Linked DNA regions of Homo sapiens: region 2 is linked to region 1. The links are chromatin loops, found by intact Hi-C in ENCODE. Cell type or tissue: breast epithelium. All regions are shown on one strand. Each heading gives the region's core, and the rest is flanking DNA. Links, peaks and the distances in the headings are about the cores only.

What was found. Hi-C counts contacts between places; a loop is a spot of excess contacts. Peaks named below come from ENCODE experiments on the same cell type or tissue, not always from the same donor. Only the 100,000 strongest peaks of a DNase experiment are listed, where the experiment ranks them.
Region 2: it touches region 1 in a loop (16-fold over the local background); 3 of 110 quality-filtered maps call a loop at or near these places.

What each region holds. Positions count from the first base shown.
Region 1 is chr16:80,658,727-80,671,368 of GRCh38, reverse strand. The region is part of intron 2 of CDYL2 (chromodomain Y like 2); the gene reads left to right. Among named protein-coding and RNA genes, the nearest start is that of LINC01227, 92 kb to the right of the region's middle. RefSeq lists enhancers at 3-52, 3,994-4,954. In breast epithelium, for the core only: no CTCF peak of the experiment used is centred there; no DNase peak of the experiment used is centred there.
Region 2 is chr16:80,712,622-80,725,263 of GRCh38, reverse strand. All of the region lies in intron 1 of CDYL2 (chromodomain Y like 2), which reads left to right. Among named protein-coding and RNA genes, the nearest start is that of CDYL2, 86 kb to the left of the region's middle. In breast epithelium, for the core only: no CTCF peak of the experiment used is centred there; a DNase peak (open chromatin) is centred at 6,633; H3K27ac peaks cover 717 bases.

The DNA of each region.
Region 1 (12,642 bases), core at 5,418-7,917:
CATGGAAGGACTGGTCCTAAATTTTTGATGAACTGGCAGAAATACCAAAATCTGGTTCTGGCCCCTATGTCAGCCACTCTGGCCTTCCTCTGGCTTGTCCGTAACTCTGTACCACCCTCTTTAAACCCACTGGGCAGCTCGGCTGATAGACATTCTCCATTAAGGGCTGCCCCAGACACCTCTACTACCTATACCCACCTGTCTGCTCCCTGGAGAGCTATTAATAAGGAGCCCAGGGTGTGGGTGACTCCAGAGAAACATCAAAGAAAAGAGATTTGGTAGGGGCTGCGGCAGGAGAGAGAAGCCTCCACTGGGGTCAGGGATGCCATAGAGGAAAGTCACAACCCTAGACTGGTTAGAAGAGGAGAACCCAGGAGACAAAATCCTGAGGCAGCCTTCTTTAGATATTCATGTTATTCCAGGTGGTGGAAGAACAGCTGGTGAGGCAAGCCCCTGTGTATAGAGCCCCTTTTATCTTCCTCGTGCGCAACCTGACTATGCTGTGTATAGAGCCCCTTTTATCTTCCTCGTGTGCAACCCGACTGTGGTGTGGTGTTCCTGGGAGCGCCAGCCTCGAGGCCTCGATTCACACTTTTTATGTTGCAACATGGCTTCTCTTTCTTTCATCCTGTCCCAGAAAGAAAATCGAGACCCTGGGGCAAAATGAGCCTGGAAATAGGTTTGCGCACCTCGTGTCATTAAGACGTTGCCGTCCACGGAGCCCCGGGGTTCTCTGAGGGCCTCCTGGTGAGAAGCCAGATGGGTGGACTCCAGCGCTCCCTTCTCCATGTCAGCCACAGTAGCTGCTTGTATTAGTCCATTCTCAAGTTGCTAATGAAGACACACCCGAGACTGGGTAGTTTATAAAGGAAAGAGGTTTAATTGACTCACGGTTCCCCAGGGCTGTGGAGGCCTCAGGAAACTTACAATCATGGCGGAAGGGGAAGCAAACACATCCTTCATGTGGTGGCAGCAAGGAGAAGTGCTGAGCAACCGGGGGAAAGCCCCTTATAAAACCATCAGATCTCATGAGAACTCACTTCAGTATCACAAGAACAGCATGAGGGTAACCGCCCCCCGTGATCCAGTCAACTCCCACTGGGTCCCTCCCACCACACGTGGGGATTATAAAAACTACAATTCAAGATGAGATTTGGGTGGGGACACAGGCAAACCATATCACTCCTGTTTTATTTGTTTCATGTGAGGGTTTGTCATGTGCTTTTGTTGAGGGAAAAGAAGACAGGAAATGAGAGGACTTAAAGCATATTTCTGAATACACCAGTTTAATAAATCTGCCCACCAGTGGCATGAGCTACTTGATGAGGTTGTTGTGCCCCATGTCTTGGGTTGTTTGGGTGGACTTAGGCAGACTTAGGCAGAGGGATTCCTGCATGGAGACGGGTGAGATTAGGTGGCCTCACAGGACCGAGTCAGCTCCTCAGAGCATGTGTCTGGCTGGGCAGGGTCGTGGCCGCTCTGCAGTCAAGACCCTCATGGTGTGCACTCACTCTCCTCATGGCTGAGCCATGTGTCACCACAGCCCATGTGTGCAGAAATACTCAGCTCATTTTTGGAGGCTCCTTGTCCAAGTTCCGACAGGTGCTCAGGGAGCTTTTGCAGCGACCATGCAGGGAGGGAGAACACAGGCTCTGCTTTCAGTGGGGGCACCTGCCTGAGGCCACAAAGCCAGCCAGAGGATAAGAGTTAGCTGTCTTGCCCACCGACCCTCCTGCTTGGCCTCTCTCGATGTCCTAGCTCCCAATTCTGGCATCCCCCGGCTGAGGGAGATCCAGGTACTGACCTCTGATTGGCTTTCATGGCTCCACGCTTACACCTGTCTGTTCCCTGCTGCCCCAGATCTGTGCCACCATCTCCCACCATCTGCTTGACGCGGCTCCTTGTCCCCACAAGACGGCAGTGAGGTGGAGGGGGGACATCTAAAGGGCCACTTCCGACTTGGTTCTGAGGACCATTGTCCTGAGTCTTACAGTGAGGGCAGAGCCACTTTCCATGGTCCGTGGGGCCTCTGAGTCCTGGGCTGTGGGGCCTTGGGGGTCAATATATCGTCGTATCTGCTTCCCCTTCTTGGCACTTTGCTGGATGCTTCCTCTGCTCGGCCAGGCCGGTCACCTTGGCCTGTCGTCTTCCCATTACCTTCCAGTGTGCAGAAATGTGGCACCCACTATTGACTCTTCTCCTTTACTTTTGCTTGTGTTAATACTTAAAAAAAAATCTTTTACTGCCATTTTAGAGTGGTTTCAAGAAAGAGGAGACAAATTTGTCAGTGTGGTATATCTAGGTCCCTAAAATGTTCTTCTTTTTTTCTTTACTTTTTCCTCTCCTCTCTTCTCCTCTCTTCTCTTTTTGTTTTCTAAAGTTACAAATAGGTGAGTTGTAAAAAATTCAAACAGTATGGAAAATATAAGCATTTAATTTTAATTTTATTTTTAAATTATTATTATTATTTGAGATGGTGTCTGACTCTGTCGCCCAGGTTGGAGTGCAGTGGGGTGATCTCGGCTCACTGCAGCCTCTGCTTCATGGGTTCAAGTGGTTGTCCTGCCTCAGCCTCCTGAGTAGCTGAGATTACAGGTGCCCACCCCCGTGCCTGGCTAATTTTTGTATTTTTAGTAGAGACAGGGTTTTGCCATGTTGGCCAGGCTGGTCTCAAACTCCTGACCTCAAGTGAATTTCCTGCTTTGGCCTCCCGAAATGCTGGGGAAAATATAAGCATTTTAGAAATTAAAGTCTCCATATTCTCCCTTCCCAAATCCTATTTAGAGGTGACTTCTGTTAATGTTTCCTTATGGATCTTTTGGGACTATTCTCTAAGTTTATATATATGTATATGTATTTATATATATTAAATCTATGTACTTTATTACATACCATATATTATATATGTGATTATATTACATATTTACTTAAATATTTGTTTGTTGAGTGATGAACAGGAATTATCCCATTTCTTTCTCTCTCCATGTATGTAGGTATAGATATGTATATATCTGTCTGTCATCTGTCTGTCTATTCATTTATCCATTATTTATCTGTTAGCCAAGGCCTCACCAAGTTGACATCCGAGTAAAGATTGAAGGTGGTGAGAACACCTTGTCCTGCAATTTCTTTTTTGACTTAAAGCCTGTCTTGGAACTCTTTCTGAGTCAGGACGTGTGGAACGGCCTCCCTGTTTTTGGCTGCTTGGGATTTACGGTGTGCAGGGACTTAACTGTTCCTCTGTGATGGCCATCTGGGCTGCCTACAAAGGGACCTGCTCCTGCCAAACCTGGCTAGGGCCAGTCTTTGTAATGCTTTTCCAGGCCCTGTTGTTTTAATTTTAGTTTCTAAATGTGGGTGAGCATCTTCTCATGTTCCTTCCACTTGTGTCTCTCCCTGGGCATTGCCCGGGTGCCATCCTGCTGTGGAAACAGTGGTGGCGAGTCAGGGGCATTCAGCCATGTTGCCTGGAACAAATGACCCAGCCTCTGTGGGCCAGATTCTTAATTTATAAGATGCAGATATTCATACCTCACGGGTTGGGGGTAAAGAATAAATGAATTCGTTTATAGGAAGCCCTTAACATATTCGCTGGCTTGTGGTAGACATTTGATAAATATTAGCCGTTATTTCAATTTTTTCCCCCTTTTTCCAACTGGGTCTTTATATTTCCCCACTTGTTTTTAAAATCACTTTACATACAGTACACATATATGAATCCTTTCCTATGTATGCTAACCAGTACTCATAAAATGACTGCCATATACCAGGAACTGTTTAGACAAATAACTGCAATACCTCATGCTGTGATGGAGACATGCAGAAGATATTGTGGGGCCATAGGTAAGGGCACCGAAGCCAGCTTAGGGGAAGGAATTACTGAGGGCTTCTTGGAGGAGGTGATGCATAAGTGGAATCTGATAAAATGAGCCGAAATGACTGAGGAAAAAGGCAGGGATGTCAGGAGGTGATGACAGCATGTACAAGGGCATAGAGCTGAGGGACAGCCTCTGGGTGCCTGTTGACACATCACAAAGAATACAGCAGTCCAGCCAATTCTAGAGCAGCCTGCACGGGAGGCTGAGCTCCAGGGAATTCCTCGGGTAGTCAGGCTTGTCTTAAGAACCAGATAGATGGAAGCCCACCCCATCTGTCTGTGTTCTGCATGTGTGACTCCCTCTGTCTGAATGCCTCCCGCTGTGAGCCCTCACGTGAGTAGTAACCTCTGCTCATCCTGCAGGTCTGGCTCAAGCAGCAATTCCCCCATGGAAACCTTTGCTGACTGCCAGCATAGCTCAGTTTCCGTTTTTATTTGCACACATGGAATGGTGTTTCTTGGTTGACAGCACTGACCTCGGTTTGTAGTGGTCACACTGATTATTCGGGTAATCTCTGCCTCTTTCACTCGATCAGAAGCTCCACAGGGGAGGGATGGTCTCCATTTTTGTTCACAGCTGTATCACCAACACCTAACAATGCTGGGCACTTAGCAGGTGCTTAAGAAATGAATGAGTGAGTGAATGAATAGATGAAAGAGAGGACTTAAGGAGCCGGTTCTGCTTTAAGATGGGGGTCCTGAGGCCAGGTCCACCCACTGCAAACCCTTCTGACATCTGTCAAAGCTGCCCATCCCCTGGCCCAGTCTTTCCTTCTCTCCTTGAGTTGTCCTGGGTGTTGGCTTCACAGCCTCTGCTCATGGTAACATGTCCTGGAAAGCCCGTATTTTGTCAGGGCTCTTCACAGCAACGACAGGATTCCCTTCCCATTGGCTCATCTGGTGATTGTTGTCGCCATCTGCCACGATGGCCCTGCTTGCTGTGTTCCTCTTCCCTTTATATTCACGAAGCCACAGTAGACTCTTAATAAAGCGCCAGGCTCCCTCCCCCATGAAGGGCATTGTGAGTTCTTTTCAGCAGGGTGCATCTCATTTGGGCTGCAGCCTCTGTATTTTGCGCAGTTCTTTGCTATGAGAGAGCGAATGCCCAAATCATGTAATTTATGACCTGCCTTGATGGTAACATAGGACATGAAATTGGTGGACTTCTTAATAGACGTCCCAGTTACAGGAAGTATTGTAAGATTTCACCTTTAAAATTGCTCTCATTTTGCAGGTAGCATAGAGGCGAAGAAACTGATAAGAGCAGGCAGGTAGAAAGAGGCTCCGTGTGTTCAAATACAAACATTGCCTCTTAGCATCTCCAGGCAGGTCTTACCAGCTTTTGAGCCTCACTTTTCACCTCTGTAGTCCGGGAATAGCAAGCCTGCCAGAAAGGATGAAGCAGTGGGTCCTGGCGCCTCATGAGTCTTCATTTCTCTTCTCCTTTGTCAGACTCCGCTTCAGGTGGAGCTTCCTGCTTTGCTCAAGAATGTGCTTTTCTACCCCACCCTCAGCCTGCCCTGTCGTTTTTTCATTGATCCTAGGATATTAGGTTTTATTCTGTTGCATAAGCCAGCAAGGCGAAATCAAGAGGGACAGCCCCTGGGTGCCTGTTGCCACATCACAAAGAATGGGTTGCAGGACAGTGGACTCTGTTACTTTTGTGACTTTTCCATGGAAGTTAGAGTCTTGAGTTTTTCACCTGCCATCTTGGTGACAGTGCCACTGAGTAGGAGGTTCTGCCTCCGAGTTTGTTCTTTCTTCTTCTGTTCCACTGTGGACCTCTGGAAGCTTCTCCCATCTTCATCTCCTTTCCCGATTCCCTCCCACTTCACCACCCTTGCAGAAAGAGGGTCTGTCCTGAGTTCCTGGAGGTTTAGCAAGACATCTCCATCTCTGGCCTGGCTTCCACCAGTAACTCCTCATATTATTAGGTTGGTGCAAAAGTAATTGCGGTTTTTGCTATTTTTTTTTTTTTTTTTTTTTAATGGCAAAAACCTCAATTACTTTTTCACCAACCTAATACTTGGTGGCAGTGAATGAGAAACAACTGGTCACAAGATCTGTTGAGCCCTCGTGTGTGCCAGGCATGGCATTGAGTGCTGAGGATACAGCCCAACTCATATTCCTGTGGGAAGAACTGAGGAAAGAGCCAAATATTCCAGTGAACTGTGAGCAGGTACGGCAGTGCCCTACATGAACGTGGATACCACCGAAGCAAGGAGATTATAGACGCAGCTTCCACCTGAAGGATGCATGGAGCTTGATCAGGCAAAGAGGAGAGGGGAGAGTGTTCTAGACAGTGAGAACTATATTTTAATTAAGAAGATTTGTAGAAAATATGTAACATCTATTTCAAGCATCATTAATAAATGCCATTTATGATTTCTTCATGAAATATTTATTAAATGACTGCTGTGAGCTAGTATTGTATACCTAGAAGCAGGTCTCAGCATGCCTCGTTCTGGGGGTATGATGAGTAAGGCAAGACAGAGTTTAGGGAAGAAAACAAACAAATGGGGAAATGACAAATACATTGACAATCTCCATACCATGTCAAAATAGCCAGCATTTACTGAGCCCTTGCTAAGCCAAACCCTCTTGCTAGCACTGGCAGTTCCTCAGTTAATCCTAGCAGGGAGGGTCATTACCCTTCCCATTTCACGGATATGGAAACTGAGGTATATGCAGGTGAAATAGCTTGCCTACAGTCTATTAGTCAGTAGGTGGCTGTTCCAGGATTCAGATCTAGTTGTCCTGGCTTGAGACCTAGATTCCTAAATTCTCCTTTTCTGCTTCTTGAGGGACAGGGCTATCTGGGAGGCCAGAAGAGAGCTACATTGTATTTGGAAAACTTTAAAAAATTTTTAGCGTTTTGAGATCATTTTCTCCCCTACAGTTCACTTAAAGAGGCATTTGCTTTCCCCTCACTATGTGGTGGGGACGAAGGCTGTAGAGATGACCAGCCGTGTCTTCCAAAGAACTCAAAGCTTATTAAGCTGATTAAGGGATCAGCTGGTCCCCAGTGACCTGCTGCAAAGCTGAGCATGCGAACTCAGGAAGGCCCAGGACACCGGAGCCCTGGGGATGGGCTGTTCCCGGCGCTTGGGGAGGAAGAGACAGCTGTCTGGAAGAGAAGCATTTCAAGTGGCCCCGGAGGATTAGATGTGTGAAGGTGGACGGAAATGACATTCCTGGCCAAGGGAACAGAGGAAGTAATGGCTCAGAGGGTGGAAAACTCAGTTTCGGAGAACCTCAGACAGTCCTGGAAGTTAAGGTGTTTATGGGGCAAGAGTGGGAGTTAAGGCCAGAAAACAGGATGAGGCCAGACGATGGAGGCATGTGAACTTTTGAGCAGGGGAGTTGCAAGAAAAGGTGATAAAAATGAATTTTAAAGGAAATCACTTTATACTTTGATACCCTACAGAATATTTTGCCACATACCAGGATCCTGGCATAATAGAGCTTTTGGAGTTAGCATGGCCTTGGAGGGTTTTAATGCAGGAGACATGATTTGATTTGTAGAAAAAGTTCCTTTTAATCAGGTTAGTTTTGTATTTTGAATTCATGCTTTACACTGCTGAATGCTTTAAACATTTAGGCGGGGCATAGTGGCTCACACCTCTAATCCCAGCACTTTGGGAGGCCAAGGTGGTGGATTGCCTGAGCTCAGGAATTCGAGACCAGTCTGGGCAACATGGTGAAACCCTGTCTCTACTAGAAATACAAAAATTAGCTGGGTGTGGTGGTGGGTGCCTGTAATTCTAGCTACTTGGGAAGCTGAGGCAGGAGAATCACTTGAACCCAGGATGCGGAGGTTGCAGTGAGCCAAGATCATGCCACTGCACTCCAGCCTGGGCAAGAAGAATGAAACTCTGTCTCAAAAGAAAAAAAAAATTTAGACATCTGACAGTGAACATCATAAGATTACTTAGAGGTGTTGGATGTAGTGATTAGATAATCTGAGAACCTAAACTTTCTTAAAATTCGAAGTGTATGGATTTTATCTGGCATAATTTTAACATGCCAGATGACAGTTAACTGTGGCTAAGATTTTTTTTTTTCTTGAATGCACCTGTGAATTTGAGCCCTGCTATTGCATTCAGGTCCTGAGAGCAAGGATTCTGTACATGGGACTAGGGGCTTTTGGTTCCACTCAACTGTAGAACTGATGAGTCTTCTCTTTTATTTAACTCTCCCCTCCACCTCACCTCCTGACATGATTGATGACCGGAAGTGCTCAAGCTGAACTCCCCCTGGGTTGGTCTGTTCTCTCTGTTAATTGTATCTGCTCCCCAAGATGATAAGAGTGATTGGAACACTGGGGAGAATGGACTGGAAGGAAAGTGCTTTGCACCTGTGTCTTTTAGGGGGCTAGAAGGAGACCCCCAACACCACAATTTTTTTATCCTATCTTCCAGCCTCTTGCTTTTTTCCCCTATGTCTTTTGATCAAGAGGTAAGAACTTCTGTAGGTCCTCCATTGTAAGTCTAGTGTTTATTCATTTATTCACTCATTCATTTATTCAACAAAGAATGACTTGTGTCGTTCTTTGTGCTGGGCCTCCGCTGGTTCTGAAGGTATATGAATAACTAAAACAGCCCTTGCCTTTAAGAATCCATCTGGTGGTGAGGAGGGAGCCAGACATTTGAGAAAATCCTTGTCAAGATGTGGAAGGTATCCATGATGATTTTCCTACAGTGTGATTCCCTTCACTGTCCAGTACGGTAGCCATCAGCCACAGGTGGTTAGAGTTATATTTCAATTAGTTAAAATTAAAAAATTAAAATTTCAATAGCCATATGTGGATTCCACCTACTGTATTAGACAATGCAGATATTGAACATTTTCATCATTGCAGGAAGTTCTGAATCAGACTGTAAGCTCTTTGAAGGCAGATCCATGTCTGGTTCTGCCCATCCGTATACCCCAGGTGCTAAGCATCTGGTGAACACTCACTAAGTATGTACTGAATGAACATGGGAGAGGATAATAAGGAGAGTAAAAGAAGGGTGTACAAACAACCAGAAGAGAGATGCACTGCTCTGGAAGAATGTGCAGAAGAGATATCCCTGGAGCTCCATCAAAAAGTAGGGGACTTTTAGCAAGTGGGGAAGGGAGGAAGGGTGCTTTCTCCAGGAGGGAGAATGACTCTGGTCTCACTAACTTCCTTCTGTGTTCTGATGTCTCAAGCCACACAAGGTGTTACTATTTTGTTTGCAATGGAAGGAAAATTCATAGCACTCACGCTGTGTTCTCTCCTTGGGTGTCTTTGAGAGGTGGGATCTCACTCAGAGCGCCAGATGTGATATAAATACGAGTTAGTCATCTAGGTGTGAGATCAACTGGATTGCAGAAAACAAGTGTTTTCACGTATGAGGCCAATACAAAGCTTTGCAAGCATGTTTGACACATGGAGACTTCATGATCTGTGAGTGAGGTGAATACGGAATGCACCACTAGGAACATACTAGGAACATTATTAAGAATTTGGCGTGGGGTATGTTGTGATTGCTGGAGTGAGTTCCCCCACCTGATTGTTTGCTCATGCAGTCATTGGATGAACACTGGGTTAAGCATGCGGTGTCCTCTAGGCACTGCGCTCTGTGTTGCAGACACACAGGTGAATACATCTCAGGCTTATCCCTCAAGAGGCCACAGTCTGGTAGGGTCTTCAAGCAGGTGTATGGATGATGATAACATAGTGAAATGAGCTCTGCTTGGTAAAGCATCACATGACACAGGAATCAGATGTGGCATCCACATTTTCTTTCCTCCTTTGTTCAGCAAAGACTAGGCTCTGGAAAACAAAAGCAGAACATCCATCAGAGCCAACACCATGAAGAGGGCCTGAGACCAGGGCTAGTTTCAGTGTCTTGATGCTCGAATCCAGCATCAAGCTTGGTCAAGATGCTGGAGTTTGACCCTCATGCTGGCACTTCCCAGTGGCATGGCCTTGGGTTTTGGTTTTCTCATCCTTAAAATGGGGATGTAAACAGTGTCCTACAGGGTCGTGATGAGGATGGAATGAGACAACCTGTGTGAATCCCATAGTAGGCACTCAGCAACTTGTGAGTATTGCATAGTTGAGAGAAAGGACTCTGGGGAATATGCCAAAGTGACACTTGGAGTCTCCATTTCACACTGTTGTGGGGGCAGGTGTAGATCACTTCTACTCCAGCTGCCCATAATAATCAAGGAGCCACCCTGGTTTCTGAGGATGGCTGTGTTAAGTGAGGAACCAGAATGGATAATGTATCCCTCAATTGGGGATAGCATCCTTCAGCGATCTGTCTAAACTTTTCCTCCCTTCCTCCAGGCCTGAAGGGAATGTGGTGGTGTTCTGTACCTGGGGTTTGAAATGTTCTTGGTGGAGAACTTGGACATGGTTCCTGTGCCCTGCCAGGAGTGGCTGTGTTTTCTGAAAACTTATTTGCATGGTAGAAGTGCCCTACGGTCTGTCCTTGTCTGTCTCAGGCTCTGTGGCCTCACCCCAACCCCAGCCCTCCACTTCCTGCCCTCTCAGACAGCTTACCCCTAGCTCAGGGGCAGCTGCCCCTGTATCTTTAATGACAAGTTTCTATCTTTCCTTCTGTGTCTTGCACACTGCAGTGAATTCCCTGACACCTTTTGTTGCTGCATGTAGACCACTGTGCACCATTTCTTGATTCCCCTGGGATCCTTCTGGCATTTCTCTATTGATTGGGCAGTTTTTCTTCCCCTCTTTGCTGAGTTGAGATCCCTCTTTCTGTCTCAGAGTTTCTCCTCAGGAAATCTTACACACATCTTTATTATTTTATCCAGTGTGATTATCTCTGTCTTTTAATATGAGTTTAATATGTTCACAGAATAATGTAATTATTGAGATATTTGGATTATTTCTCCTATTTTAGGTAGCATTTTATTTTTACCCATTCTTGTTCTCTGTTCCCTCTCTCATTCCTATTTTCTGACCTTTTAATGCTTTTCACTGGATTGATACATTTTATACATTCCTTCTCCTTGGGCTGACTCAGAAGCTAGCTGTAGATTGTATTTTTAAACTTCAGCACACATACTAAAGTATGATCTTTTTCTAACAAATATGATGTCCTCTTACTGAATTTGGCAAGATGCTTCCTTCTGCTTGGCTTTCAGTTGTCATTGAACATGTCTCTTCCACATCTTACTATTATTTTATACACCCAACATTATTAAACACCATTGATTATTATTTTCACAGCCAGTAATTACATTTACTAAAATTTTAAAAATCTATTTTTTTACCCGTGTCTTCCTCTGAATTAAATTTTTGATTTGCTAAGTTTCTCTTAATTTTTTTAGAGTCTGTGGTAGATAAATTTTCTTGGTGTTAGAACACCTGAAAATGTCCATTTATGTGGTCCTTTAAATGCTGCTTTAGCTGGGTATAAAATTGGTTGACAGTTATTTTGTCTCAGCATTTTGATGAATAGTAGCTCATTTTTTCAAGCCTCTGTTATTGCTGTTTTCAGTCTGCCATTCCTTTTTGACAATATGATTTTTCTGTCTATGCTTTTTTTTAAGAACTCTTTACCCATGGAATTCTACAGTTTATCATTAATATTATTTGTCTGTGTGTCCTGCTTGGTACTTAGAGTGCTCTTTCAAACTGAGAACTTTTTCTTTTTGAGTTCTACAAAAAGTTCAGCTATTCTTTTCTTAGAGTTATCCCTTATATAGAACTTTGATTCTTATCTGCAGGATATTTATGTTTAAAATATATTTAACTTTTTATTTTGAAATAATTTCAAACTTACAGAAAACTATGAAGGACCCATTTTCTGATTAACCAGTTTTTTTAACTTTTTTCTCTCTTTCTGTGTGTGTCTGTATATGTATATGTATATAGACACACATATTTATAATATATACACATTATATAAACTATATACAAATTGTTCTTTTTCTGTACCATCTGAGTGTAGACTATACATTATGCCTCCTTACCCCTTAATATCTAGTGTGGATATTTTATAAAAGGATATTCTTTTAAGTAAACACAATGTAGTTAAGAAATTCAAGAAATTTTGCGTTGATGCAATACTTTTATTTTAGCCCACATTCAGTTTTTTTGCTATTACCGCAATAATGTCTTTTAGATATTTATTTCTTCCAATATAGAATACAGTCTAGAATTCCATGATGCCTTTAGTTGCCATGTCTGTGTAGTCTCCTTTAATCTGGAACAGTTCTTCAGTCTGCCATTGTTTTTAATGACGCTGACATTTTTGAAGAATACAAGCTAGTTATTTTACTGAGTTTATCTAATGTTTCTTCAAGGTTAGATTTAGCTTATGCACTGAACTAGCTGATATGATGCTCTTCCTTCTTATCCATCTCATCTGTCTGTTCATCCATCCATCCGTCTGTCCATCCATCCATCCATCCATCCATCCATCCATCCATCCATCCATCCATCACCTCTATCGTGAGTACAAATTCAAGGATTCTTACTTTATGTGACAGTTTATAATCTATTACTGCCATTATTTATTTTACTATTGAAAACATCCAAGATTTGGCCAGTGGGAGCCCCTTCAAGCTGCCTTATATGCCCTTTTGCAATGCCTGGCTATTCTTTTGATCACTTCCTATTTTTAGGTACAATAAGATTTTCTAGCCCAAAGTATACCTTACCTGCCCAAGCCCTGGAAGCAGCCATTTCTCTAGGAGCCCTTGTTTATTTTAGTGGGATTGTTATTTAGAAACCAACATGTGGGATCTACATAGCTCATTGCTATTTG
Region 2 (12,642 bases), core at 5,460-7,959, 54 kb before region 1:
TAAACTAGGACTGAAGGGATGAATAGATGTTGGTGAGGCAAAGTGTGTGTGTGTATGTGTGTGTGTATGTGTATGTGTATGTGTATGTGTATGTGTTGCACAGGTGTATGGGAGTTCAGAGTGTTCCAGTGAAAGGGAACAATGCCCACCAAGGCTCTGTGGTGGGAAAGGACAGAACATGTCCTTGGAACCGATAGAAGGTGACTCAGTTGAAGTGTGGTCCAGGAGTGGGGCAGGCAGGTGGCATCTAGACCATGCTTAACTCAGTAGACTGCTCAGAAGTCTGGATTTCATTCTTAGTTCAGTGGGAAACCACCAAAGGGTTTGAGGACACGATCTTACAGAGTTGGCTTTACAGTTTAAAAGATTCCCCTGGCCACCCTATGAAGAGCACATTGGCCATGGGTCAAGACTGTAGACAAGAAGACCATGTGGGAAGCTGCCACAAAGGTCTGGGTGAGAGGTTTGGTGACTTGGTGATGCAGAGAAGTGGATGGATCTGAGATGTAATTCACAGTGTTAGTGTCATGACTTTCAAACTTTCTTGACTGTGAACTATAGAAAGAAATCTATGTTGTATCATGGGCCTAGTACACAAATGCATGTGTGTATATGTATGTGAAACAAAGCCTTCATAAAACAATATTACAGGCAATACACACTGATATAGTTCATGCCAGGTCATGAAGTGCCACATGTGTGTCATGTGTGTGTTATGTGCTTGAGGTGGGTGGAGAGTGTTAGGGGTCTTCATGAACTATGACAAGGAGTCAGGATCTTCATGCTGCAGGGAGTAGAAGAGCTCCAGAGTTTTACAGATTTTTTCTTTGAGAGAGAGAACCTTAATGGCATAGAAAAAAGAGCCACCTGATAGCAATGCTAAGACAGAAATAATTTCTCTAGGTCCTTCTACTCCATTTCTTCCTCCTCCTCCTCTTCCTCTTCCCATCTTCCTCTCTCTCTTCTCCTTTCTTTCCTCTTCCTTTCTCCTCCTCCTCTTCCTCTTTCTCCTCATCTTCTTCCTCTTTCTCCCCCTCCTCTTCCTCTTTCTTCTCCTCTTCCTTCCCCTCCTCCTCTCCTCTTCCTCTTTGTCTCCTCCTCCTCTTCTTCTTTCTCTTCTTTTTTATCTCCTCTTTCTTTCTTCTCCTTTCTCTTCCTCTTCTTTTTCCTTCCTCTCCTCTTTTCCTCCTCTTCCTTCTTTCTTCCTCTTCATCTTCTTTCTCTTCCTCCTCCCCTCTTCCTCTTTCTCTTCTTGCTTCTTCCTCTTTCTCTCCTTGCTTCTTCCTCTCTCTCCCTCCTCTTTCTCCCCCCTTTTTCTCCTCTTCCTCTTCTTCTCCACTCCTTCTCCTCCTTCCCCCCATTTCTCCTCTTCTTCCTTCTCCCTTCCTCTTCCTCCTCTTTCTCCTGTTCCTCACTCTCCTCTGTTTCTTCTTCTTCAGCAGGAATTGGCAGACTTTCTACCAATGCCAGAGAGTAAATATTTTCAATTTTTCAGGTCATTTGGTCTCTGTCACCACTACTCATGTTCTGCAGTTTTGAAAGTAGCTATAGAAGTATGTAAACGAATGGCACAGCTGTGTTATCAATAAAACTTTATTTACTGTAGCAGCTGTTAGGCTGGATGCAGCTTGTAGGCTATGGTTTGCTGACTTTATCCTAAGGAACATGGGGGACTATCCTGTGGAATCAGTATCTCATTGGGATAAGATCAGTGTGCTGGGGCATGGGGTCAGTCTCACCTGGGCTGTGGTGGCTCTTGGGTGAGGCTGACACTTGGAGAGTTTGCATTTGGGGAACCTGGAGTTTAGAAGCCGGAATTAGTGTTCTTACTTAGAAACATCCCAGCTTGCACCTCAGATTCAGCCACAGACAGAATGCAAACTGTAAATTGAATGTTCATCTCAGCTCCTCAGCGCTGCAAGCCCAAAGCTGGACTTGATGCCAAGCTAGGGTTTACTTAATACAACCCTTCTGGGCACAGCTCCCTGTGTAGGAGCCATACATAGGTGAATGCAGCCTTTGTGCCAGGAGGAAAAGCTCCGAGAGGAGATGCCTTGAGATGGCTTCTTGGGGCGGCTTTTCCTCTCTCCAGGAATTCCTGGGCCTATAGACCACACATCTAAGTGCACTTGGAAGCAAATGGGTAGCCCAGGGAGGTGCCTGTGGTGGGTACATAGTCCACAGGGACTGTAGAAAGCGCCCTGCCGAGTGTGGCAGTTCAGAGGCTTCACCCTGCAGCAGAAAAGGGTTATGGCCCCATGGCCCCTCTATGTCTTCTCCTTCTGCTCTGCTTGTGGAAATCCTCCTTGCCCTCTAAGGGCCAACTCCCGAGTCTTCTCTTCTATGGGGACTGAATCCTCCAGCCAAGAATAATTTTCCCTCCTGTGAACTCAACCCTTTGTATGTTGGAAGCTTAGGGCACCAGGTATGCTCATGAGTAGGGCCGTAGTCTGTCTCCTGGCATGGATTATAAAATTGAAGAGTGCATGGACTGTGGTTAATCCATCCTTGAATTCCAGCTCCTAGCCCTGTACAAAGAAGGAGCACAGTATCTTGGAGAGTCAGTGTGGTGTTTTGAAAAGGGCCTGGTTTTCGGATGTCTGTCAGTTTCTTCCTCTGTAACCTTGGGCAACTTTGACTTTTTGGATCCTCAGTTTTCTAATCTGTAAAATAGGCCTAAGAAAACTAGGCTTAGTTATGTTCTGACAATTACAGATACAATATACATGCAGCTTGTGTGCCCATTCCGTTGTTGATGACTTTGCCGTTGTTGGCTCGATAAGGTGTCTCATCCAGAGGAGCTGGGAAGTGTTTGGGAGATCAGGGTGAGTTCCTGGGTAAATTCTCAGGACTCAGCAGTGTGTTTGCTTTCATTGACTCTAAGACACTACAGATTATAAGATGCTCTGTTATTTTATGTACCTCTGAATAATAGAATCACCTAGTGAGCTTTCACATGTCTTGGTGCCCAGCCCTGCTCCAGATCAATAACATCAGTAATCTGGGGGGTGGACATTGGTTTTTTCATTCACTTATTTATTCATTTTATTCATTTTCTTCTTTTTTTTAAATCAGTATTTAAAAACCTCTTTGGGTGATTCTATTTTGCAGCCAATATTAAGAATCATTGTACTTTTAAAAGAAACACCTCTATTATATGACTCAATGCTTCCTTATCACTGGGAATTTTTATTTTAATTTGTTTATAGAGCCCTTTTAGACATTCTCTCAGCTCCTGAGGGGTCCATAACCACTTCTTCCTCAAAGAAGGGTCTCCTGAGAATTTTGTAACAGCTAACAGACACCAGAACTGGGTAGTGGCTAGGACCTCTTCGTCGCTGTGCCTGGAATACAGTCCCTGAATTTGCAGCCCAGCAGGTTCAGTGAGTTTGGGGAGAGGTGGACAGGGCAAAGGAACTGTGGGGACTGCATGGCACCAGGAGAAGGATGGGGATGGTCACCGGGGAGGGGACAGAGCAGCTGTATCTTCTGTCTTCCCTGTGGTCACTGCTCAGCTTCAGTCCTGGAGAAGCTGAAGGGTGGTCTAGCTGGGCCATTGTTAGGCATGCTTGATTTCAATCCTGATTACAGAGATGATAAAATGGGAAACTGTGCATATTTTAGAATCAGTGGAATATGGTGGATCACGTGCTAGATATAAACCTGCTTAGAAGAAAGTGGTCACCAGCAGCTTGGCTTTGCAAAGGATGACTGGGCTCCTGCAGACAAGGCAGAACCCAGAGCTCAAGAAGCAGTTTGGAGAGTCATGATCGCCACTCTCCCAAATAGTCACTGATGGAAGGACTTCCCCATCTGATACTATTTTGCTGCCCAAACCTGCTCATGCCTTGGAAAAGAAGCTTGTGAATCAGGGATGATTTTGAATCCAGGCCCCAGCGTGTGTTTGCTACATGACTTCAGGCAAACCCTTTAATTTTTCTGAGCCTCGGTTTTCTTAGGTATCAAATGGGAATGAGTCACCACCTCAGAGGACTGTTGGGAGGATTAAATAAATTACTGCAAGTAAAATATCTAACATGTGCAGACAGCAAACAGCTAGCACATGACAGTGATTAGTTTCTTAGCACTCTTATTCTGTCATTGGTTGTTCTTAGTAGCACTGGGATTTTTGTACTTCTTGTTTTGGTCAAGAAGTGGGGGCACTGAGAAGGAAGCCCCTAACTGCTGGGGAGGAGCTGACATTTTCCTGGGGTCTTGGCGGAAATGTGTTTACTGCACTTAGGGTCTCTCCAGGATGAGCTCATTATTTTCTCTCTGTAGCCACTTCCTTATAATGAAATGATATGGGTTCTTTCTGGTTATTTTAGTCTATTCCCTTATTTAAGATAAGTTACCCCACTTGTGACTCTAAAGAAAGCCTTTCAGCAACCACACATGCTCAATTTCTGAAGCGGACGGCTCTCAGGGTATATTTTTAAACCAGAAACAACATTACAAGTGGTAGCAGGATTCCCAGGCCAGCCTACTGAAATCTTCACTCACTAATGCTGCTGAATGAAAGTAATAATAAGTGGCATTATCAGCTGCTGCCTACACTCATTTATACATTGGTCCAAGAGGAAAATGCACCCTGAATCCCAGGAAGAAATGCCAGGAGCATGTTTTCCCAGCAGCAACATCTTGTTTCAGAAGCCACGTTGAAGGGATTAATGGGGATGGATACTCCTGAGCAAAATACCCTCAACTTTTAAAGAGTTGTCAGCAGAGAACAGTGTCCTTGCTCTGTAGACGAGCATACCCTCCTTTCTAGAGTATTTCCTGTTGGAGTCAAATGACACTGATGACAAGGTTTGTCAGAGGCATTTGTGAGAATAGGTTGTTTTTGCTCTACCTGGTCATTGGATACTACATGGTGACTGTTCACAGTCATGGCAGGGATTGACATCAAATCTGCGGGGCAAAACCCAGTGCCTAGTTTTTGTCTCTTTGCTTCCTTGATGTTCTGGCATTTAGAGTGCCGATGACTATAGGTGCTTTCCAGGATTCAGCACGGAATCCAGGCATGTCCACAGAGAGGGGAGTCATGAGGGGAACTGGAAGAAGGGCCCTCTGAGCAAGTGTTCCCCTCCTGGATCTGTGTGGATATTGTGTAGTTTCAGGGCCCGAGAGATGGCTCAAATTCTTATGTTCCCAGTTTCATTCTCTACCTGCCCATTTCTGCCTAAATATTATTTGCTCGACCACTAAAGGCTGGTGGCTTTACAGTGTCAAGGCATGGGAGAGGGGACACTGTTGGGAAATGAGCCAGCCACAGGGAATATCAATGATAGATTTGAATCCCTTCCCAGATGATCAGGGTTTGGGTACAGAGGAGGGCCTTTGGCCTCTCTATGCCAGGGGAGGGCCAGGGTTGGACAGCAGGTAGCCAAGGCAGGTCCCAACAATGTCTTTGGTACCCTCTTGGGCTGATTCTGTTGTCATCATCCCTGTGTGGACAGACACGGGCTGTGAACAAGGCACTTCCTGTCTTCATGACTACATAGTGTGAAGCTTGGTGGCGACAGCCTCCTTGTTTCCTGCCACTGTGTCTGGGTTCACAGTAGAGAGGACAAGACATAGGGGTTCAGAATTGGGGTCTGGGTGGCCTTGTTTTCTCCTGGGCAACCCAAGGTACAGATACTTGTTTGTCTCAATTCTAAGTTGTTGGCTAGGCCCCATGTGATGGAAGCAGGAACTGCCTGCAGAGCTGAAAATTATCTAGTGATTCTCAAAATTTAGTGCACACAAATGACGAGGGGTCTTGTTAAAATGAACCCCTATTCCTCCATGATGATGTAGAAAATTAAAATGATGAAGATCATGATGATCCTGGCTTGTGTCAAGCCCCTACCCTGTGCTGAGTGCACTCACTTAATACAGCAACTTGTGGGTCATTCGTGTTCCTAGTCCCATTTACAAATGGAGAAACGGAGGCACTGAGCAGTTAGAAGACTTGCTCAAGGCCCACACAGATTCCTGCTCCCAGCCTCTTCCGGGGCCTGGGAATCTTCAGTTTTACAGGTACCTCTGGGGATCCTCAGACTCCAGTTTGAGAAACATTGCCTTTGCATTCACGGGGGTCAGTGACTGTGTCTTTCTTGCTCAGCACTCTATCTCTAGGGCTTTGCATTGGCCAGGCACGTAACAGGTGTTCAGTACTTGCTGAAGGAATGAATGAGTAATGTTCGCTTCCAAGGAGTCCCTGGGGAATCTCAGGAGCTGCTGCCCAATTCTCTGGGAGCGTTAAGTCGTCAAGCCCAGTATTCATGCCCTAGTTCTGACAACTTTGGATTTACTGCCAAGAACAATTCTATCTGGTTTCCTGGTTCTGCTCTCTGGATCCCTACATTGTTCCCTGGCTCTAAGTCCTTCCCTCCTTAGTGGCCTCCCTGTGTCTCTAGACCCCAGGCGCTCCCCTGCTCTTGTCAGTACCTCTTTTAGGGACTGGGATTCTGTCTCCAACAGCGGTGTGGCTGCTGGGCAGGATTTCCGGATGCTGCCCTCTGGCCCATTGTTCTGGGTTCTCCATCCCACTATCCACGTGTCTGTTGGGACACCACCTACCATCTACTGCTGTGGCCTTGAGTGTCAGGTTACACTTGCCAGACTGGACTTCCAGCTCCTTCAGCTGCATTCTTTTTCCATAGTGGCCAATTCTAGCTCCTGAGCCTGGCTGCCATCCAGCTTGCCTTGTCACGGAGCAGTAAATCAGCTCTGTTTTAATATAGCCAGGTGATGCAGATCTTAGGCATCAGAGTGGGCAGGCTTGGGTTCAACTTTTGGCTCTTAGGGTGAGCACTTTAATTCTCACAGCCTCAGTTTCCACACCTGTAAATTAGGTATGATAGTCCTAACCTCCCCTTCAGTGGGTTGATGTGAGGATTAAATGGGATTGTGCACATAAGGTAATAGTTCAGTTTTAACTATTATGTGAGTTTGCCATCCATCTTTAAACAAGTAATGAATTTTATTTTAAGATGATTTTGACAATGAAGATTTTAGATTAATATTTTACTTCAAATTGGTCCTTCAATTTTGTGTGAAGACAAAACAAAACTCACTTCTCACTCCCTATGCAGCCTGGTATAGCAGAAAGAGCACGGGCTTTGGAGACAGTCTTAGGTTTTGTTCTTGCCTTGGTCATGTGGCCTTTGGACTCTGATTTAACCCTTCTGAACCTCAGTTGCTACATCTGTAAAGTAGAGATAATAGCCCCTCCTGGGTTTGTCAGGATGATTGGTAACTGCTTGAGAAAGCACCCAGCGTGAGACAGCAGATGCACACTGAATGTGCCTCACAGCATCCTTGACCTTGCAAGTGGAGAAACTTATTAGAAACAGACATGCCTGCTCAGTGTGCCCTACTTTTGCTTCCACGAACCATGTGGGATAACTGTTCTAGGAACTTTGTCACATTTTGCATGCCAGGGAATTTCTAGCATATGATGGGGAGTCCTCCTGGCTTCAGTATTTGCTTTGCACACATGCAATTAGTTAATCATTTATTTTAATTATTTATTTCCTGTCTGCCTTTTACATATCCTGGCCAACTTCCCAAGGACAGGGGCCTTGTCTGTCCACTTCACTGCTCCATGCCCCTAGCAGATCTCATGAATACTTGTTGCCTCCCAGATCGTGGAGGAGACTGGAGAAGGTGTCTGGTTCAGTCTCCAGTTTCTCTCAGGGGTTTTCTCTTCATGGTTCCTAAAGAGGTAAAGCAGTCTTCACCCTAGTGAAATCTTTGGAAGAGGACTGGGGGCTGTCATTTGCCCCAGCTCAGGTTACCTCTGTCTCCATCCACCTTCCCTGGTGGCAGTGGCTGTGTTCAGTATGTTGTCTTTGAAGTTTCTTACTTTATTGCCACCAGGATATCCAGCCCCCTGTAGCCATGTTGCTATCTTTTTGTAAGAATAATAATGATGTAGGAAAGAGAACTGGTGATAATTCAAGATCGTCATAGAGGACATACAAGGCAGTCTAGGACTCTGGGTAGCTCCTGAAGGTGAAGCTGCTGGGCCTAAAGTTGAATAGTAAGAATGGCTAGTCACCACACTGTGTGTCAGCAGGGCTGTCTCCATCCATCCATCCATCCATCCATCCATCCATCCATCCATCTATCGATCCAGTCCACCCATCCATTCATTCATCCCTCCATCCATTTGTCAACCCAATCATTCACCCATCCATTTATCCATTTAATCATCCATCTATCCATCCATCCGTGCATCCATCCATCCATCCATCCATCCATCCATCCATCAATTGAATCATCCATTCATCTAATCATCTATCCACTCATCCATCTGCCCATCCATCCATTATCTATCCATTCATCTGTCTATCCATCTGTCCATTCAATCATCCATCCATCCATCCATCCATCCAGTCATCCATCCATCCATACATACATTACATACATCATCTATCCATTCATCCATCTATTCAGCCATTCATTCAGTCACCCCTCCATTATCATCCATCCAGTCATCTGGTCATCCAGTCATCCATCTATCATCCATCCATCGATCCATCCATTATCCATCCATCACTATATCTATCCATTCATTCAATTACCCCTCTGTTATCCATCCAATCATCTATTCATCCAGTCATCCATGTATCATCCATCCATCCATCCACCCATCTAGCCATTCATCATCTATCCATTGATCCATCTGTCTGTCCATTCATTCAGTCATCTATCCATTATCATCCATTTAGTCATCTATTCATCCAGTCATCCATTTATCATCCATCCATCCCTCCATCCACCCACCCATTGTTCATCCAGCTATCCGTCCATTCATCCATCCATGCATCCATCCATCGACCTACCCATCCACCCATCTATCCATCCACCCACCCACTCATTCATCTACCCAGCCATCCAGTATGTCAGGAGCTGTGGTAAGTCTTGGCATATAGTGTGAGCAAAACCAGACATGTATCCTGCTCTTGTGATACACATTAATCAAGTAGTCCTATAAAGGATGTATAATTATGATGTAAGTACTTGGAAGGAAATAGCATATATGAGGAATCTTAGTGTGGGGAGCCACAGAGGAGGCTTCTCTTTGATGAAGTGATATTTGAGCTGAGATAAGAATGAGGAGTGAACAGTCACTGAATTCCTTTTATGTACCAGGCCTTGTTACAATTATTTTTACCTGATTTGCATGGACTGACTTTTCATCCTTATAATGATCCCATGAAGGAGGAATGATTATCATCCCCATGAGGAACTGAGGCATAAAGAGATTTAGCTCTCTGCCCAAGGGCGTAACCACAGGTCGGCGACAGAGCTGGGTTTTGGGCTTAGGAAGTCTGGCTTAGAATCTACTTCTTCTTCCATCTAGGGGTGGGTAGGAGTTAGAGGAAGAGGGATGGGGAATGAAAGGACTTTCCAGGGCACAAGGGCCAGGCACTGAGGTGAGGTTTGGGGCCATGGATGATTCCATAGAGTGGCTGCAGGGCAGAGAGTGAGGAGGAGATGGAAGGTGAAGGGGCAGGAAGTGCAGGTAGATACCAAACTGTGCAGGGCTTATACACCATTTTAAGGGTTTTACATGTTCTCATTTGAGCAATGGAGGGTTTTAAACAGGGAGAGGGAGTTGGGGACACAATCAGATTTTCATTATGAAAAAAAAAATTCCTCTGGAGGCAATGTGAGAGTGGAGGAAAGGGAGGCCGGAGGGGTGCAGAGATTTTCCTTTGGAGGCTGCTATGAGAGCTGGTGTCCCACAGCAGGGCAGTGCCACTGGAGAACCATGAGTGTCTGTAAATGTCTTGCAAAGACATTCAGGAGGTAAAATTGCAAATCTTGGAAGTGGAGGTAAGGATGAGGGCCCTCTGGTTGTCAGAATGGCTCCTCGCCTTGGATAACTGGATTAGTTGGGGTATTGTTGGTGGTTATGGTCTTCCAGAGCCCTCAATCATTGTTGACTATGGTGGGATCATGACTCCGGGTCCCACAAGGATTCCTGTATCCTCAGGCCAGTGCCAAGGACACAGAACTGTATCATGTGCTGTGGAGCCCACGTCAGTGCCTGAGCCAGACACAACATTTCTTCCTCTTTGCTGACCTGACCCACATGGCCATTGTTAGATCCATGGCTTGGGTCGAAGTTCTGCTTGTGTACCGTACTGCAGTTACACTTACTTTGATCTCATCTCCAGTTGCTCCTCCAGATGAGTAAGGCATGTCCGCTCACTTGCATGAGCTTAGTTACCCTGTCAGTGTCTGTTGATGTTTCTCTCTGGGGATTCTGTCTCTGATCCTTAGTGACTCCACAGCTCTGGTCATGGTCTGAGGCTTTGACTACATCCTACTTGGGGGGACAGATGGAAACACCTTTTAATCCTGCTCGAGAAATCTGCCTGGCCACTAAAGGAGCTTTGTAAATGCTCACCTTTCATTTGATCTCCAAAAATGGAGCTTTTGGTGAAACACGTTGGTAGTTTATTTTTGGGTAATTTATCCTGTCACTGAGCAACCCTCAGGAGCCTTGGAGCTAGTTGGATTGAGCGTAGAATGCAGAGATATTTCTTGTCAGGGTTCCAGGATGGCATTGATGTAAGGTATGCTGGGATTTTATGGGGTAGGAGCAGAGAAAGTTAGGGTCGGGGATAGGGTCATTGGCTTTATTGAGGTGACCATAACTTGTGGCAAATTTAGGAAGTCTTACGTCTTGCAGGAGACACAACAACAGATATATAAATAGTGAGTAACCAGCCAGGTGGGCAGCAGCCTCTTGATTTATTTTAAATTTTTTTATTTTTCCCGTTTATTTTTAGTTGACATATAGTAATTGTACATATTTATGGGATACACAGTGATATTTCTATATGTGTATACAATGTATAGCAATCAAATAAGGTTAATTAGCATGTCCTTACCTCAAACATTTATCATTTCTTCGTGTGGGGAACATTCAAAATCTTCTCTTGCAGCTTTTTTTTTCTTGATTTATTGGTGTTAGGTAGTAAGAACCTAAAAAGTATCTGATGGTACAGGTATCCCCCAGCTTGCAGTTTAGGGGATACCAGGATGGAAGCTTAGTGTCAAGGGTCAAGCTAAGGGGTCTGGGTCGTGAGACTGGGACAGTGCTTAAGTTCCAGTATTCCAGTTTACATTTGAATATATAAATATTCCAAACCACCTATAAATTAGTAGTGTTAAAAAATTTTTAATGCTCACAGGTTTTGAGGGTCAGGAATTTAGATAGGCAACGTGGGAATGGCTTGTCTTTCCTCCACAATGTTCGGCACCTCTGCTGGGAAGACCTGAAGGCTGGCAGCTGACCCGTCTGGAAGCACATTCATTCTGACATCTGCTGTTTGATCCTGGCTCTTGACTGGGGCCTGAGCTATGTTGTCGGTTGGCACACCTGCATGTAGTCTCTCCGTGAGGGCTTGCTTGGGCTTCCTCACAGCATGGCTCCTGAGTTCCAAGAATGGGCATCCCAGGAGAGCAGAGTGGAAATGAATGTCACTTTTATGATATAGCCATAGAAGTCACATAGGGTCACTTCCCTATGGCCACGACAGTCTCAAATGTACACCCAGTTCAAGGGGAGGGGGCATAGACCCTACCAGTTGATGGGAAGCGGAGCAAGGTCACATTATTAGAAGACAGGAGATCTTAATGTGTTCATCTGTGCAAAATACCCACACCCAGCCATAGGATGGTAGAGAAGATTGTGTTGAGGCCGGTCATCCCCCACCGAGGAATCTTTGATTAGAGCTCATCAATGGTTCAGAGGGACCTTTGGTGCTCTGGGCTAAGCTTTAATATCCCAATGGAACATCCTGAACAGTAACCTATGGCTGTGGTGACAGTGCATCTGAAAGGCCATTTGATTTAACTAAAAAATGCTACCAGTCTTCTGGAGGTGTGTCTACAAATGGCATGTGACAATCTGATTGAGTCTCTTGAATGATTGCAGACTTCTCCCACAATGCACTGTTCTCAGAGCCTCTCACAGCTTGTTTTGTAACTTCATCCAGCTACATATTTATCCGTGCATTTATCTTTCCAGCCACCTAGCGCTTATTAAATGCCTGCAGTGTAGCAGACATTGCACAGGGCATTATGAGCAGGAGGAGAGGTAGAAAAAGCCATAGACTGCAGCAGATCATGGGCCATACCGTCAAGGAACGCAGTCTCTGAAGGGATATTCTTGTATAAGTAAGCAGGGCTGCTGAGGACCTTGGAACACCTCTTGTCTGCAGCTGAAAACAATGAGCGAAGCCACAACCTGGACCTGGAGTGCATTTGACTTCGGACATCTGTGTGCCTCTCCTCCTTCCTCTTGTCCCTTCTGTTGGGTACTAGCAGGAAGTCCACATTTGCTATCAAGGAAGCTGGTACCCCTTTGGGCTGGGCTTTACTAAGCTTGCAACACCCAGGGGATATAAAATTCAGAGCCGGTCATGCATCTTACATACATCAGATGAAAGGAAGCAGATATCTTATGTCTGATGGCATTGGGACACAGTCCTTTTTGTTGACTGCATTGTCTTTAAGCCATGCATTTCCCATTCATCCCAGAGCTGTACACTGTAGCTTAGGGCTGTGTTACCCATAGGCACCTTTTGGGGGCCATTGTGGTTTGGTTTTCCTTTCCAAGCACCTCGCAGAGAC